2 separate regions of the Homo sapiens genome follow, and region 1 is linked to region 2. Evidence: chromatin loops called from intact Hi-C (ENCODE). Cell type or tissue: A673. All regions are shown on one strand.

Region 1 (2,500 bases), 100 kb after region 2:
CCACACCTAATCAACAAGACTTCTGCAAAAACTCTTGGCCGGGCGCGGTGGCTCACGCTTGTAATCCCAGCACTTTGGGAGGCCGAGGAGGGCGGATCACAAGGTCAGGAGATCAGACCACGATGAAACCCTGTCTCTACTAAAAATACAAAAAATTAGCTGGGCGTGGTGGCGGGTGCCTGTAGTCCCAGCTACTCGGAGAGGCTGAGGCAGGAGAATGGCATGAACCCGGGAGGCGGAGCTTGCAGTGAGCCGAGATCATGCCACTGCACTCCAGCCTGGGCAACAGAGACTCTGTCTCAAAAAAAAAACAAACAAAAAAAACTATTTTGTTCAAGTCTGTCTGGGTGTCCCTAGAGGGGGACTTGTGCTTATCAGCAAATCTTGTCCCACTGGGCCCCCTGATGCTCCACCTCTTCTCTCTGGACTCTGACGTTTCCAATGACGGATCAACCAATATCACCATCTCCCTTCCACTAACTGCCTCTCTTTTCCGTGTCTTGACATGAGGAGCTCCCAAGATGACAAAAGTACAGAATGTTCTGCAAAGTGGGAGGAGATGGAAAGAAACTGTCCTTCTCTTCTGTGTTATACATGGTTAGATTTTCCAAGGCAGTGCTACACATGACCCAACATCTCATAGAGTTTTAGGCAGACAGACACTGAGCAAGATTCAGAACTAGTATTCTCTTCCAATGACCAAGTATTCCTGGGTCAAACTCATTATGCAATGGCTTTCTCTTGCCGTAGGGTCACATTCTCATTCCCCATGCATGTCCACCCAAATTTATCAGCCATGCTCAAATTGCAATTTAGGTTTAAGTGGGGACCTCTACTATAATACAGAAAGCCGAGGCAATAATATAAATTGCTAAATACAATGTAGAAATGAGGAAACACTAGGATGTCAGCTCCATAAGAGTAAAGATTTTTTATCTGTTTTGTTCTTTGTAAAGCAACAGCTCCTAAAACACTGCCCTCAATAACCCTTGGCAGTTGAATGAATGAATTCTGGTTCCATATGGCAAACCATTCACAGAAACAAAAGCCTGCTGTCCTACCTACACATTGCAAAGGCAGCTTAGCCCAGGTGAATGGGGCAAAGAAACACTTTCACCAGGTCTGTCTACACAATTGGTTTTCCCGTCTTTTCTAACATCAGCCCAGCGAGTTCTCCTTGCCGGAGGCTTTGCTCATCTCAGTGAGCAGAGTAAGACCAGCTCCTCTCCTGCCCAGGCAGGGCTCGCTGCTGCCGCCTGCTGAAGCTTGTGCAACCTCCCTCAAAGTACTGATTCATAAGCCTTTTCATCGCAGACCTTTTGAGAAGCCAGTGAAAATCTCAGCTCTTTCCCAGAAAAAATAAATTGCACGATGCACAAACATACACTTTGTACACTATTTCAAGAGATTAAAGAGGTCCCTGGAGGCCCACCATATCACACTAATGGTAGAATTTGAAGCAAACCAATCTAAAAAACAGGGAATTGTTTTCTTTTTTGTTCGATTAAAGAAATGTTCCATATGCACCCAAAAAAAAAAAAAAAAAAAAAGAGAGAGAGAGAGAAATGTGTAATCAACCAGCATGGACCTAACAGCCATCAACATTCTGCCATTCTCATTTCATCCATTCCCCTCAACTTTTAAAATTTTTATTTATGATAGAATGTCTTACAACAAATCTAAGATAGCTTTTAATTTTATCTGTAAATACTACAATGTTTCCAACTTATCAGGACTTTTTTTTTAACATTACCATTGAACCATTATTGGACCCAACAAAATTAATAGGACTTCCTTAATGTCATCAGATAGCCAAGCTGTTTTATATTTCTCCTGATTATCTCAAAAATAACTTTTTTACAGTACTGTAGTTGGTTCAAATTTGGATCCAGGACCAGACATTGAATTAGGTTGATATATTTGCTAAGATAGGAATTAGTTTATACTGCGTGAGTGGAAACCACAAACTGGTTATTTTATGAAGGTGGAGGAAAGAGGGAAGGTGTGTGTTGGGGGAAGGATGGGGAGTAAGTTAATGAAAAGTATCAAAAAATTTGAAAATTGGGGACGTTTTAGAATTCTTATTTGATCTATTCATTTCATAAAAATGACATTGATGCAAGTTCAGTCTTGAGCCCAATGGCCAGATAAAACTATACCCAGGAGATCAGAGGGAACATTCCTCCTCTGAATCTGATTGTGGATAAATTGTATGTAGCTTACCTAGCATTTACATTTGATTTTATTCCCTTCCTCTTCTTTGGCTAGGATAAAGAATTATCAGCTAAGTTAAATAGAAGACCCAGAATTCTCAGATATAGTTCATCTTGTTCTGTGGGGACCATGCTAGACTTATTAGGATCCTATTCACCTTTTGATATAGTAAACCCAAATATAATGGGATTACCTGCTGTCTTCCTGGTGTATCCAGCGCTGATGACTACCATCAGATTTCTTCTCCACCAAAACCACCTCCATGCCTGATCGGAGATTGGGACCT
Region 2 (2,500 bases):
TTGGTGGTTTATTTTACTTATTGTAAAGGAGCTTCCAATATAGGAAGAATGTGGTTGAAAGCCTGTTAACACTGTCCACCACTAGCAGCCAGGAATGTGTCTTGGGAGCACAAGGCAGCTTCTACTTCAGAGCTCACTTTATTTTTTTCCGTTAAAAGAAATACTTCACCTTACAACTCAGCAAAACTTTATTTGGGGTCTTGTTTATCATAGTGATTTGACGATAAATACTTTATGTGTCTGGGCACTCGGGCTATGCATTAGAAAAGGCACGAAGCCTCCTCTCAAGAGTTCACAGACTATATACATCCATGTTCAGAAAAAATGAATACATGCTAAAGGAAAATTTAATTCAGCCTAGAAACTATTTTTCTTTAATTATAAGATTGTGTTCTGCATAAAGAATCCAAGAAATGTTCCACAAATGATTAATCTTAATGTTAAGCAGTGGCTACCCTGAGCACTCTATTAAATGAACCGTATGAAACCGCCTGGTCAATAACTGTGGAAAATCAGTAATTTTATATAGTTTAACCTAACAGCATCTGGGAGAGAGAAAAAAAAAAAGAACATCCAGACTCTCCACATTTTTAGAAATTGACTATCTTGAAAATGAATATCTTTGAATAAATTATTTTTCAAAGTGTCCAGGGCTGTCACTTTGAGATCTGCCTTCTTGTGAGTGGCTCTCAAAGACAAATATGAGCTCCACTTTCTGCTGTCATCATTTCTTCCCTTTGCTTTTTACCTACAGCAATTAAGACACAAGTAACATGTTATCTGCACTGCTTTGATATTTCCATTTCATTTGCAACTTCAGCGCTCCTCAGTCATTTTTGACACTCTTATAATTTTTATCTGCAATTACGCTTTCATTATCTTCCTTCCTGATATTTTAGATGTCCAATAAGCCTCTCAATTTCCTTAATTACCAAGTAACCTTCCTTCTTCATGCCGAGGGCTATTTTTATTCCTACAATATTTATTACTAATTGGCACCCACACACTTTTATACTTATAATAATTTTTCTGTTCTGCCCTTTATTTACCCTCTGTTTCTCTCTTTGAGAAACATTTTACCCTCCTTGGCAATACTTGATGCTAGTTCTTGGGAGTGGCAATATGATATCAATTTTCCTTGAACATAGTTTGAGGTCCTACTTTAAATTTACAAGTGTCATTTTATGCTTCTTGAATAGTTGCACCAGCTTCCTTCCTTCCTTCCTTCCTTCCTTCCTTCCTTCCTTCCTTCCTCCCTTCCTTTCTCTTCCTTCTTCCTTCTTTCCTTCCCTTCTCAACAAATATCATCATACCAATCACAACTCCTGCACCAGAACTATGTTATTCCTATGTGCTGCTACTTGGTCTTGCAGTTCTTGCATTTACCATTGAAATATTTTGCACTTTGCATTCTGACCTTGGAGCAAAGAGTTTGTAGCTAGGGACACATAGAAGCATTGACACTAATTCCCTGTACATTTGGAGCACGTCTCAGAAATGCTGTCTCAATTACAAGTTCATATTGTCAATTGTTTCTTCCCATAAGTAGAAAATAGACTTTTGTGTGGTACCTTCTACATCATTGAAAATTCAGTGGATATTAGTATGTTGGATGTGAGTCACCAGAACTTACCCTTTTAGGAAAAGTAACACTACCTTTAAAATATGTATCTTTTGAGGCTGGACACAGTAGTTCATGCCTGTAATTCCAGCACTGTGGGAGGCTAAGGCAGGAGGATCACTTGAGCCCAGGAGTTCAAGGCTGCAGCTAGCTATGATCACACCACTGTACTCCAGCCTGGGCAACAGAGTGAGACCCTGTCCCCCTCTCTTTCTCTCTCTCTCTCTCTCTCCCTCCCTCCCTCCCTCCCTATCTCTCTGTTTCTCTCTCTCTCTCTCTCTCTCTCTCTATATATATATATATATGTTTAATTAAATGACAAATACTTATTAATTGCAGATATATCTATTCCATCTACAATGTAGATGGAAAATGAAAATAAAACCATCTGTACTACCCCAGAGATAACTACTATGAAATTTATTCTTGAATTTTTTTTTTAGACAGAGTCTCACTCTGTCACCCAGGCTGGAGTGCAGTGGTGCGATCTCTGCTCACTGCAAGCTCTGCCTCCCGGGTTCACACCATTCTCCTGCCTCAGCCTCCCGAGTAGCTGAGACTACAGGTGCCCACCAGCACGCCCAGCTAATTTTTTGTATTTTTAGTAGAGATGGGGTTTCACTGTGACAGCCAGGATGGTCTCAATCTCCTGACCTCGTGACCTGCGTGCCTCAGCCTCCCAAAGTGCTGGAATTACAGGTGTGAGCCACCGCGCCCAGTATCTTGAATGTTTTTAATAACCTTTGTTTCAACTAACCAAGAAGGCTTCCCTCTCTGCTCTTTTCCACTATACAATTTATATTTATTTTTCTCTCCTGGAGTAAGGTTTATTATTTTCTCAAGGGGCTTATGATGTGTTTTTGTTTTTTCTTTCATCTA

The links. Hi-C counts contacts between places; a loop is a spot of excess contacts. Peaks named below come from ENCODE experiments on the same cell type or tissue, not always from the same donor. Only the 100,000 strongest peaks of a DNase experiment are listed, where the experiment ranks them.
Region 1: a loop joins it to region 2, with 2.2 times the contacts of the local background. A loop is called at or near these places in 1 of 110 quality-filtered maps.

The regions. Positions count from the first base shown.
Region 1 is chr11:30,913,104-30,915,603 of GRCh38, forward strand. It overlaps DCDC1 (doublecortin domain containing 1), which reads right to left. Exons shown (of 39, transcript NM_001387274.1): 27 at 2,408-2,500. The region is part of intron 4 of LOC105376611 (a long non-coding RNA gene); the gene reads left to right. Among named protein-coding and RNA genes, the nearest start is that of LINC02859, 180 kb to the left of the region's middle. In A673, CTCF peaks have their summits at 1,260 and 1,470; a DNase peak (open chromatin) is centred at 1,248.
Region 2 is chr11:30,811,755-30,814,254 of GRCh38, forward strand. No RefSeq gene overlaps it. Among named protein-coding and RNA genes, the nearest start is that of LINC02859, 78 kb to the left of the region's middle. In A673, no CTCF peak of the experiment used is centred here; DNase peaks (open chromatin) are centred at 777 and 1,247; H3K27ac peaks cover 1,661 bases.